Regions from separate parts of the Homo sapiens genome. Here all the other regions are linked to region 2. The links are chromatin contacts, found by Hi-C or POLR2A ChIA-PET in ENCODE. All regions are on one chromosome and are shown on one strand. The core of a region is the stretch at or near the end of the contact, and the rest is flanking DNA. Distances in the headings are between cores, read along the strand shown.

Region 1 (3,954 bases), core at 907-3,406, 1.0 Mb before region 2:
GGGTCTCTGGTCTGGCTATGAAACCCAAACTGAACCAAACAGGCTTTTCTTATGGGCTGGGAGCCCAGGAGCATCTAGTTGACATTAGGAAAAAGGACCAGCCCTGTTTCTGGCAACACTTGGGTCAAAGTGAAATCTATGCTAAAAAGATGATGCTTAATGTAACATGAAAGATGCACACACTCCAACCTGCCTAGATGTTTCTAAGGCAGCAACTCTAAAGGTAATTCAAAGCCCACAGATAATGGAAAACCCACCAGGGACAGTTGGACTATTCCTCCCCCTATCCGTCTGCTCCTTGCTATGACCATTTTATTTATTTTAGCCCTATCTCAGATGTACACACACACATTAAATAGCCACTGCTGACCAGAGAGGGACAAAATTAACTTTACAACTATTTTTACAGAGATGGAGACTCAACTAAAGCAACCCAGTACCAACTGGGAGATGCAATAAATAAGTTTCCATTTGGCTACAGTGGCTCTCCCAGGACACACACAAGAGCCAGCTTCCATACTGTCCTTCTCAGGTGCTATGAGGGGACACACCACAGCTACACAGATTGAATTTGTGAATCCAAACAGGTCTTCATATCTGTAGACGCCCTGAAAATCGACCTGCTCTAACAGCCTCCAAACAATTCACACCTGCTCCTGGCTGCCCAATGTCCTGTGAGAACTCTCTCCCCAGGTGGACTAATTTAAGGGCACTCTCACCCAGACCTGGTTAAAAATCCACAGCAGTCACCAGGAGGTCTAGTCCCTCCCTGGAAGCCCAGCAAACCCATAAGCATCTAAATGGGGTATCAGAGGAGTGGAGATGATGTCATGGGTCTGAGAGCAGGAAAGGCTGCCCAGTGGGCTGTGAGGATGCCCAGGACCAGGGACATCAAGGAAGAGAGGAGATATCCCTTTAACGCATTCATAACTCCAAGGCACAGCTAAGAATGAAGTGAGCCTCAACTTAGCAAACCCACAGGCCACCAAAGACACCTCGACAGCCAAGCTGCTAGAAGCACTTGGCAAAATAGGGCAGCTATTGGACATGTGGATGGCACAAACACCAGGCAGGCAAGATTCTGCTGAAGAAAGTTCACTGGGCCCTGTCACCCACATTCTAGGCATCAGATGCCCAGAAATAAACGTCAAGGGGCCAAGGGCGGGCCCAGTCCAGGAGGGACAGCTGACAGCTGTGGGCGGCGGGCAGGGGCAGAGGAGGAAGGGCTCCCAGGCTGGAATTCGGATCATGCCCACATCAGCAGAAAAGTTCCTGGGAACAGCACGCTGTCTGGAAGGGAAAGAGGCTTGCTGCGGTCCAGGCCCCGGGATGCACACGCGGTGGTGATGCCAGGTTCAAAGGGCCGCCGGATGAAGCCCCGTGTCCTCTCCCAGGGCCCCTCGCCGGTCAGGGCGCCCATCGCGGGGCAAGTAGGGTGGTCAGACGTCTTAAATAAAGCTTCGGTTCCCAGGATCAGTGGGGAAAAATGAATTCCCAGATCCGGCCTTGCTTCAACTCACTTTACCCAAACCAAACAGTCCCAGAGAGGAATGAAAGGAAGCAGCTTTGCTACTCCCTCCGCGGTGCAGGTGGGGAAACTGAGGCACGGAGTGCACGCCAGAGACTCGGGAAGAGGCCCAGAGGAGGCTAACGCAGCCGCGCGCGACCAGGCGTCTGGGAAGATGAGACCAGGGAAGAGTTCTCTCCTCTCCTCTCCTTTCCTTTCCCCGCCTCCGTTCCTCAACACACACAACACACACACAGCCACACTCGAGCTACGCCCAATCGGGGCAGCCGCCGGGCTCCCCAGACCCGGACTGCACACAGAGCCCCGCCCGCGCACACAGCACAACACGACCCGGCGCGCACGCCCACACAATAGGACGGCTCGCACCCCGCGGCGGCCCCTCGGCAGGGTCCGGGCCAGCCCGGCGCCGGGGTCCGCCCTCCGCGCTCACCCACGCCCGGAGAGCGGCCCGCGCCCGGGAGAGGACGCGATCGCACCCGGCCGCTGCGCCCCGCGCCCCGCGCCCCGCGCCCCGCGGGAAGTTCGCCGGCCGCCCCCCGACTCACCCGCGGCGCTGCTCAGCAGCAGGCACAGCGGCCCCAGCAGCCACATGGCGCGGCCGCCGCTCCCGCTGCCCGGCGTCGTTGCTGCCCCCGCGGCCTCGGCGCTGACCCCGCCCCTCGCCGCGCCGTCCCCGCCCTCCCGCCTGGCCCTCCTCCCTCCCGCCTTCCCCGGGCCCGGCCCCGGCCCGGCTCCGCTAAGTTTTGCAAGCGCCTGGGCTGCGCGTGGCCACCCGCATGTTACCCTGGGTGTCCTGACTCCGAGGGGCCGCCGAGCGCGGCGGAGGGTTCAGCCTTTCGGTCTCTCAGCCTTTCAGCCTCCCAGGTCTGGCCGCGAGGATCTTCTAACAGCCTGGGCTCTGTTCTCTGCTTCCTTTTGTCCCTCTCATTTCTGCCTTTGCTTCCACACCCAGCGAGATGCAGCGCCCAGACCAAAACTTGAGTTCTTTACTCAAACTACAAAGTGAGTTTACTACCGAGAGAGAAAAAGTTAAAATAAAGGGTCAAATCTTATGAGAAAATTGTAGTATATTTTTAGTAGCGAGTGTGGAATACCAGTGCTTCTCAAACTTTAATATGCATCCGGCACACTTGACGATCTTGTTAAAATACTGACTCTGGTTCAGTAGATCTGGCGTGGAGCCTGAGATTCTGCATTTTTAACAACATGGTGGCTGATTCCAAGGCTGATGATCCGGGAGCCACCGGTAAGAGCAGCTGACACCTACCATGCACACAGCGTGGACCACATGAGTTATTTTGTCTGCATAGTGTCCACCTTGACCTGTTGAACGTTTGGGACCCAATTTGGAAAAAATAAAATTAAAAAAAGGAAAAGGTCATGAAAGGCAGATACCCAAATGCAAAAAATATAGCTGCACCAATGCACTTGCTTCCAGAGGGCACTGGTGAAAAGCCCCAAAAGACTTAGATGGTGGAAGAAGGGGATGACACTTCTGTGCTCCACTCTCTCTGATCCCCCACCCAAAAAAAGCAAAAGACTAACGCAAATAATTGCCAAAAACTGGAAACAACTCAAGTGTCCATCAATTGATAAATGGATCAATAAATTAAAACTTTTGGGGGCAGTGGGACTGTTCTAATCTTGATTATAGAGGTAGTTACACAACTGTATACATTTGTCAAAACAATAGAACTGCATCCCTAAAATCCACCCCTCAAAAGGGTTGAGTTTATTTACACAAACTCCACCTGGCTGAAAGAAAGGGGAAGGTATGGGTACAGGGGCAGTTATAAAAGGGATGCCTGCGTCAGATTTTGGGATGCCCTGGAGACACCCTCAAGGGTGTTAAGATTCAATTACTTTACTCTGTAATTGCGTGCTGTAGTCTGGAAACATAAAGGCTAAAAAGGATCAGGTCAAAATTTAAAAATACCAATGATTGTTCAAGGTAATGAGAAAATGTGATGTGAGGGAGGAAAGGTTAAGTTCCATAGTTCATAGTACACATGGAAAATATAAATCAATTATCTAAATGATTTGGCATTCGGGGCTTTTATCCTGGGATTGATGAATATTATGGAGATCGTCCCATGGGCTTCAAAGAATTTTAAAGCCCTTAAAATTTTATGCAAAATGTCCTGTGCATGTGGGTATGTGCATTGTTCCGGGAAGCTTGTTGGGAAGAGGCCTCCTGCCTTTGATAATAATATCTGAGGAGGCAAATAAGCAAATAATTTCTCCTACAGCTGCTCATTTGCCTCCAAACATTAGGGATACGGAAAGATAATGCAACTGACCCACTGCTATAGTTCTTATTTCCTTAGGTTTCTTTGGACACATCAACTTCCTTACTTTGCAAGTTTGACTCTGACTCTCTCTCTCGTTCTCTCTCTCTCACATACACACAGGCACACACACTTTTA
Region 2 (4,196 bases), core at 1,015-3,514:
GAACCAGCCATTGCTGACTTTGAAGCCCATGAGTCAAAGAATCTTAGAAACCTCTAGAATCTGGAAAACTTAAGGGAATGGGGTCTCGAGCCTCCAGAAAAGAATGCAGCTCCTACCAATAGCTTGATTTTAGCCTAGTTAGATCCATTTTGGACTTCGGACCTCTAGAACTATGAGATGTGAATTTGTGTTGTTTTAAGCCACTAATTTCTGGTAATTTGTTGCAGCAGCACTAGAAAACTAATTTGGCTTTCCTTGAGATGCCATGCCTTCTTCCTGACAGATGGTATTCAAACTGGGGTAGACAAGTTGTTCATGGTATATGTCTAGGGGATAGGGAATAGGTAAAAAAGCATCATGAGGATGCAGATAAGGATTGCTTGCCTAACTGAGTTTCTAAAGGCATTAAACTGGGCCTATGTATACTTTTTTTTTTTTTTCTCCTGAGACAGGGTCTCACTCTGTCACCCAGGCTAAAGTGCAGCGGCAGGATCATAGCTCAATGAAACGTCTAACTCCTGGGTTCAACGGATCCTCCTGCCTCAGCCCCTGGAGTAGCTGGGATGCCAGCACGCCTGGCTTTTTTTCTTTCTTTTTTTTTTTTTAAGTAGAGACGGGGGTCTCACTTTGTTGCCCGGGCTGGTCTCCAACTCCTGGGCTCTAGCAATCTTCCAGCTTCGCCTCCCAAAGTGCTGGGATTACAGGCGTGAGCCACTACGTGCACATTTTTGTGTGTGACCATTTATGGTACTTCCTCTGTACAGAGAGTCTGTAACATTTTCAAAGATTCTCAAAAGGATCTGCTTGATAAACAAGATTAAGAGCACTCTTCCTAGATTATATCCAATACTAAACTTTTAATATTCCATGATTTTCTAAGGCAGTGAGTCTCAAAGCTCATTCCATTAAATGTCAAAATAAAACATCAAAACTCATCCAACATTTGTAAAATGCAGATTCCTGAGCCCCACACCAGACCAGACCGAATCTCTAGGAGCTGGAAAAAAGTTTAATTTCAACAAACTTGGAGGAGGGAAGAGAAGGAATTCTGCACACACTGTTAAAGCACCTCTGCTCCAAGGAATATGTTATGAAACATTACACCAAAAATGAAATAAATTGTTCCCATTAAGGAACCTTTAGGAACCCCAATACACTCATCTTACCATATGACTTTGTGTGATTTTTTTTTTCTGAGCCTAAGGTAGCTCAGAATATGAAGGCAACGTCTACTAGACCTATTTAAATTAAAATTCATTCTGTAGAGTGCCAGGAACGATGATTGGCAGGTAATACGTCACACTAAAAAACGTCAGTCCTATTCTCCATCCCCGCCTCCCTCCAACCTTCTCCCAAAATAAGGAAAAATAATACCCGGCCTGCCATTTTGCATACTGTTAAATACTGCAAGAATTGTGTTAACTGCATCAATATCATTACTAAACAACAATTTTCTATAATAAATTTTTGGTATGATTTATCTCCTAAATGTTTGCTCTTTCAAGCGAATATTTGCTTGAAACATTCTCCTGGACCTTTGTCTATCGTGATGCCGTAGGAATTTACAAATTTAAGTCTTCCACGAGTCATGGCGTGGGGTAAAACTCGACTGGCCTCAATGAAAACACCTCCTAACAGAGAGAGGCCTAGAGAATAAGTAAGAACTCCCAACAGTGGCTTTTCAATCTCGGCAACCTTGGGCAGCTTTTTCTCGTCCGAGACGTTTGACAACCCTAAAGAAACCTGAGCCTTGATTGGAAAGGGGGCTGAGGGAGGAGAGTTTGGGAACCCTCTCTGCGCCTCACAAATAACCCAAATTCCAAGGCAAGGTCACAAAGCCATACAAACCAGGGGGCCTAGGGCAGAGTCGAGTTCTCTCAGCTGCCAAGAAAGCCCTTCACAGCATGCATTAGGCCAAGTCGGCGGACCCCAACCGGAGAAAGAGGAAAGGGAATAAGGAGCCCGCGCACCTTCACACCCAAAAGCAGGCCCTCAATCATAACTGCCCCTGTCCCAGGCCCATCACTCAGCTACACAGAGAAGCTGAGCGAGCCCCGGCCACTCACCCCGAAGCCACTGCGTGCTGTGAAACCATCTCCAATTAGCTCCGCGGCTTACAGACCACCCAAGAGCCCCCTTCACCAGCCCTACGCTTCGGCGGCCGGGGAAGCCCACAAGATAACGCAGCAGCCGCGGATCACAGCCCAGCCTCCAGGAGGCCGCCATCTTGACGGCCTTCTCACTGGCTGCCCGCAGCACAGCCTGATGTCCAGCATCAAGGCCCCGCCTCCCGCATGGTTGGCCACGCCCCCAGACGCTAGCGGTGCCTTTAGGTCTCTCAGACTTGAACCCCCGCCCCCCAACCCAGCCCCGCCTCCAACCACGTTGGCCTTGCCTCCCGGGAAGTCAGGTGCGCCGCTGGATATCTCAGCCGGCGGGGCCTTACCAGACCCCGGCCCCCGCCCCGTTCGCCCCGCCCCCGGGCTGCCCTCAGCGCCGCCTGATTGCATTTGCGGCCTCGCTGCCGTATCCCAGGCTAAGCGCCGCGCGCAAAGCCGTGCGGAGATTGGAGGCCGCGCGGGTCCCTGGTCTGGGCCATGTCTGGCTGTGATGCTCGGGAGGGAGACTGTTGTTCCCGGAGATGCGGCGCGCAGGTAGGGGCGGGGCCACCGGTGCCCGGTATTCCCAGGAGGAGAGGCCCAGGCGGGACCCGGCGGCTGGAGCTGGGCGCAGGGTAGCGGGCCGGGCGTTTAGCTGCGGGGCGGGGTTTCGGGCCTGGCCGTTCGCTACCCCGGCGCACCGCGACCTTGGCGTTCGGAAGCAAGGCTGCGAGGCCCCAGGAGATCAGTGGTCTCGGGCGGGGCGCTCCGATGGCGGGAGCTGGGCGCCAAACGTTGGAAAGAAGCAAATAACTGAGAGAGGAGAGCGTTTAGGTGACCTCACCGGGTATTTATCAGGAAGGCAGGCCAGAGAAGGAATCGTGAAGCACCGAAGTGGAGCTGGGGCGAAGACCGCGCCCCCCAAGCTTCTTTTCTGCGCCCTGACGACCAGTTAGGCGTTTGGGGGGACGTTTGGCACTCGGGAGACGTTTGCCGAACCGGAGCTGTGCCTCAGCTGCCAGCGCTTTGCCTTTGAGCAGTTGCTCCTTGCCTATCTCCGTTTAGATGAATTGTGGGATGATCATGGGAACGATTCTTCCTTAAGCCGAAGTCAAAGGGAAATCCACCCTCACGCTGCATGTAGTTTTCGGTCATTTACACAAACCAACAGTTTTATGGAGCGCCTTCTACACGCTCAGAGATAGGGATACGTAAGATAAATGGCCCAGGGTCTGGAGAACTAGACGAATAAGCAGTTTCAGCACAATATGATAAACCCCACCTAAGAGGCAGGGAAACCCCTCAAAATTAGTTTCCTTATTCCCCCTATCTTATTCCTCCTATCTATATCTTTCTTAGGGTTGAAAATCCTAATTAAAAAGTAGTAACTCGCGGGAGATTTCATTGCTAAACATTTGTCAACCACTTTCTTGTTTGAATAAGTGACTTCCCCAAATTAGCAAAGACGACTCTGAAAATAGAATGCTGCATAGGCAAGATTGGATGAGAGAGAGAAGATCTTGGAGACAGGACAGGTAACTGGAGATCGTTCCTGGGCAAGTGTGTATGGAGAAGTGTCCGTACCCTCAATCAGTAAATCTTAGTGTAATGTCATCAGAATGAGCATCAAAGAGAGCCTTAAGGGACCCGAGAATAAACTAGGATTCTCAAACCAAACATGGCCCACAGACAGCTTGGTGGACAGGCATGTTTTTTTTTTGCTGCACTCAATGTTCATGAAAAATTTGAGCCAACCTTTTTTTTTTTTTTTTTTTTTTTTTGACACGTTTTGCTCTTGTTGCCCAGGCTGGAGTGCAGTGGCGTGATCTCAGCTCACTGCAACTTCTGCCTCCTTGGTTCAAGCGATTTTCCTGCCTCAGCCTCCCAAGTAGCTGGGATTACAGGCGCATGTCACCACACCCAGTTAATTTTTGTATTTTTAGTAGAGACTGGGTTTCACCATGTTGGCCAGGCTGGTCTCGAACTCGTTATCTCAGGTGATCCACCCCCCTAAGCTGCCCAAAGTGCTGGGATTACAGGTGTAAGCCACCACGCCCTGCCAAGCCAACATTTCAAAATCCAGAATCATTTCAGCTT
Region 3 (4,269 bases), core at 166-2,665, 1.0 Mb after region 2:
AAGCTAGCAATGTATCTTCGGCCTTTTTGATTTACACGTGTTTATTTATGAGTACCTACTGTGTGCCAGGCATGATGCTTGGTGCTGCCAATTCAAAGAGAAATAAGACACCTCCTTGCAAAGTGAGAAGGCAGAACTAGATTCAGATTCACCTAGATTTCAACTCTTGTGCTCAGGCCACCACCACCACCATGGAAACAATTTTGCTTGACTCTCCCGGCGCAGCCGCGGCAGGCGTGTGTGTTGTCAGACACTGCAGGAAGAGTGATGGCCTGGGTGTTGACAGGCTCCTAATTGGAAGGTAGGAGGTGCCACCAGAGATCAGCTATAAAAGATATCTTTGGACTGGGGTGGGCTGCTAATGCTTGGAAGAGACTTGTGGGTGAGGCCCGGTGAGCTGTCACCTCGGAATTGGGCCTTGCCCAGCAGACAGACATGCATGCGGGGGAGGTAGCTGACAGACAGGGGCGCATGGGGAAGCAGCCATTCCAGAGAACTGCAACAGCAGATTGCAAACCAGGACTTCAGGACTCAGAGGGGGACAAGGAAAGGAGAGCCTATAGTGGCCCCAAAGCCCAGGGTCAGAGGCAGGGCCAGGAGAGCAGCTGACAAGAGCTTTATGGTAAGGACAAAAGAGAAGACAGCCGGAGTCTCCTTTTATTCAGCTCATAAAGACCCAACTTCTGTGCACTTATAACTGTTCAGACCCTGAGGGGTTCAAAAAAAGAACCGTGTTAGGAGAATTCAATATTTAATTAAGAGATGATCAGATCCGTGCACCGAAATTATTGCTGGGTAAGACAATACTGTGTGTGTTACATAGCATTGGAACTTAGGAAAGCTCTTTCCTTGTGTTGTTTAATTTAATCCACTCAACAACCCTGCAAAGTGGGTACCATTGTCCCTGTTTTTTATGAATGAGGGGGTGAGGTGCTGAGAAGCTGTGTACGTTATTTGAGTTTGTCTGGCTAGTCAGTGGCTGAGCCAAGTTCCAATCCAGGTCATGTGAGCCTCTGAACTTTCTGATAAAACCTGCAGACCCCCTTAACTGGGATAATATAGTCATGCATTAAGCAAGAAGGAGAAGTAAATACAGGCTGATGGTGTAGGGGAGAAATTCAAAGGGAGAAGGCCTAGGAGGGAGAGGGAGCTATGTGTGAACAGAACCAAAGATGGCCTCTGGGAATTGGAAGGTCTCTTGGAATTCGTCCAAACTGAGGATCACAAGTCTCCACATTCTGAGTAGGAGGATGAGGGTCTGAGTTAGGATTTGGGTCCTGCAGGGCTTGCTAAGGAATCCCCTGATGGCCTAGGATTCCACGCAGAGCACATCTGGTGTGAGAGAGCTCGCTGCAAGGGTGAAGGCTCCGCCCTATCAGATAGACAACCAGGCCACCAAGAGGCCCAGCCCTCCAAACCCTGGATTTGCAACATCCTCAAAGAACAGCAACGGGCCTTGAGCAGAATTGAGAAGGAAATACCCCCACCTGCCCTCAGCCGTTAAGTGGGCTTTGCTATTCACAAGGGCCTCTGGGTGTCCTGGCAGAGAGGGGAGATGGCACAGGCACCAGGTGCTAGGGTGCCAGGGCCTCCCGAGAAGGAACAGGTGCAAAGCAGGCAATTAGCCCAGAAGGTATCCGTGGGGCAGGCAGCCTAGATCTGATGGGGGAAGCCACCAGGATTACATCATCTGCTGGTGAGTAGGCTTCATTAATTCTCTGATGAATGGACGATTGCAAGGGAACTTTTTTCATCTTCAAGGAGCCAGAAGAAGTGGTGATTAAATTGGTCTTTTAAAATAAAAAGACTCCAAAGGGGTACAAGTCTTCAAGCTTCCCCTGTGGTGTTCCGGGCACTCTGGCTTCTCTTTCGGAGGGAGGAAGAGCATCTATTCATAGGCTGTGACTTGGAGAGGCCCCACGGTGAGTCAGGCGCTTGCTGTGTGAGCCGCTGGTTGCTAATGTCTTCGGGAACTGCTAATTTACCCATCTAATTTGTTCCTGTACACTGGCCACAAAGGGAGACCACTCAATTATTCTGATCCAAAAGAGAGGCTTGTGTTTACCATGATCTCCCCAGCAACTGTGTGAGTGTGTGTGCATGTGTGTGTGTGTGTGTGTGTGTGTGTGTGTGTGTGTGTGTGTTTGCCTAACAACCTTAGGCAATGACGAAGAGGTGGGGCTGCTGCCCTTGTTAGCATTTTCAAACACATTCCAGTTCTGAGTTGAGGGCAAAGATTGTAATGGGGTGCTTCAGAGAAGCCTTGGCTCCCAAGGAGGTTATAACTTCAAAGGGTGTTTTTGAAAAACCAAGGCGGATGAGGAAAGTGGCTACAAGTTCCTTCCATCACAGAGGATCAATGAAGGGGAACAAAGATTTGGGAGCATCTACTTTGTGCCAGGTACTGTGCTTGGGTTTTACACGTCTTCTCTTGTTGACTTTGCATAACTCCCCTTTGAAGCAGATATTACTCCAGGTTCTTGCCGTAATGTTTCAGCTTAAAGAAAACCAACCCATACTTCTTTAGGTTGCCCTGAAAAGGTGAATCTTCTGTGAAGCCTTTTCTGTCTTTATCTGTTAAAATTAATTAAGCTCTTGTTTGTGCTCCCAGAAAATCACTTTAGACCTTAGAAAGATGGCAGCCTCAGTTTTCTCATTTGTAATATAGGGGTACCCATAGGGTCATTGTGAGAAATAATAGAAATAAATCATGGAAGTGCTTGGATAGTAGCTGGTACTTAGCCCTCATCAGTCATCATTGTCATTGTTGTTAAGAGTAATAATAATAATAATATCACTTATTATAATTACTCACCTCTAGGTTTTTAAAAAACTTACAGGCCGGGCACATTGGCTAACGCCTGTAATCTTAGCACTTTGGGAGGCCAAGGCAGGCAGATCGCCTGAGGTCAGCAGTTCAAGACCAGCTTGGGCAACATGGTGAAACCCTGTCTCTACTAAAAATATGAAAATTAGCCACGCGTGGTGGCTCATCCCTGTAATCCCAGCTACTCGGGAGGCTGAGAGAGGAGAATTGCTTGAACCCGGGAGGCGGAGGTTGCAGTGAGCCAAGATGGCACTATTGCACTCCAGCCTGGGTGACGAGAAACTCCATCTCATAAAAACAAAAACAAAAACAAAAAAACTTACATAAATTTATGGGGAACAAGTACAATTTTGTGACAAGCGTAAATTGCATAGTCTTGAAGTCAGGGCTTCTAAGGTATCTATCACCAGATTGATATCTATTGGTATCTATCACCAGATTGATATCTATTGATATCTATCACCAGATTGATATCACCACATTGTACCTATTAATTAATTTCTCATCATCCTCCCCCCACCCTTCTGAGTCTCCAGTGTATATTATTCCATACCCTAATGCCATGTGTTCACATTATTTAGCTCCCACTTATGAGTGAACAGTGTGATATTTGTCTTTCAGTGTCTGACTTTTTTAACTTAAGATAACAGCTTCCAGTTCTACCCATGTGGCTGCGAGAGACATGATTTCATTCTTTTTTATGGCTGAATAATATTCCATTGCATATATATACACCACAGTTTTAAATCCAATCATCCATTGATGGACACTTAGGTTGATTCCACATCTTTGCTATTGTGACTAGTGCTACGATAAACATACAAGTGCAGGTATCTAATTATTTCTTTTCCTTTGGATGGATACCCAGTAGTGGGATTGCTGGATTGAATGGTAGTTCTAATTTTAGTTCTCTGACAAATCTCCATACTGTTCTTCCTAGAGATTGTACTAATTTACATTCCCACCAACAGCGTATAAGAGTTTCCTTTTCTCCACATCGCCACTAGGTTGTAAGTTCCTTGAATGTAGGGATCATGTCTCTTTTCTTCATTGTTTTATAACAAGAGCCTAGGAGTGTTTGGCACATGGCAAGTACTTGTTTTCTAGCTGACAGATGAATGAACAAATGAGTGAAGGATGCTTCCTCCTCACTGCTGTGAGCTTCTGAGAATGGACCCTTGTCTGACCTGCTTCTGTATCTCTAGTGTGACTGCTTTGTCTGGCACAACAGAACTGCTCAGCGATTCTGTTGAACGGATGCTGCTGCCTGGCCCGTATCTGGCCTGGAGAGTCTGGCTGCGAGCTCATCTGTGCTCTGGTCTGGCTAAGGTTAGCTGCAGCCCTAGGAACTCAGAGAGTGTGTCCTGGACATTTCACCCCTAGTTGGTGAGCTCCTCAAGGGTAGGGACGGTGTCTTGTTTATTTTTAAATTCTTGGTGCCC

What was found. Hi-C counts contacts between places; a loop is a spot of excess contacts on that map. ChIA-PET counts read pairs that join two places held with the same protein, here RNA polymerase II (POLR2A). Pooled maps may share reads with other maps.
Region 1: a pooled map shows a loop between it and region 2 (4-fold over the local background). The contact joins the promoter of LDLRAD3 here to the promoter of PDHX in region 2. A Hi-C loop is called at or near these places in 1 of 168 maps with a recorded cell type or tissue (mesothelial cell of epicardium) and 5 of 50 pooled maps. POLR2A ChIA-PET finds 5 or more read pairs at or near these places in 1 of 52 experiments (Panc1).
Region 3: a loop to region 2 is called in a pooled map, with 9 times the contacts of the local background. The contact joins the promoter of LMO2 here to the promoter of PDHX in region 2. A Hi-C loop is called at or near these places in 2 of 37 single-sample maps with no recorded cell type and 9 of 50 pooled maps.

The regions. Positions count from the first base shown.
Region 1 is chr11:35,942,264-35,946,217 of GRCh38, reverse strand. LDLRAD3 (low density lipoprotein receptor class A domain containing 3) reads right to left here and starts at 2,156. Exons shown (of 6, transcript NM_174902.4): 1 at 2,074-2,156. The coding sequence starts at 2,119. RefSeq lists a silencer at 1,806-2,245.
Region 2 is chr11:34,914,686-34,918,881 of GRCh38, reverse strand. It overlaps PDHX (pyruvate dehydrogenase complex component X), which reads right to left and starts at 2,264. Exons shown (of 11, transcript NM_003477.3): 1 at 2,067-2,264. The coding sequence starts at 2,226. APIP (APAF1 interacting protein) reads left to right here and starts at 2,503. Exons shown (of 7, transcript NM_015957.4): 1 at 2,503-2,654. The coding sequence starts at 2,598. RefSeq lists an enhancer at 1,963-2,262 and silencers at 2,433-2,482, 2,503-2,842.
Region 3 is chr11:33,889,222-33,893,490 of GRCh38, reverse strand. It overlaps LMO2 (LIM domain only 2), which reads left to right and starts at 1,415. Exons shown (of 6, transcript NM_005574.4): 1 at 1,415-1,696. RefSeq lists an enhancer at 1,850-1,959.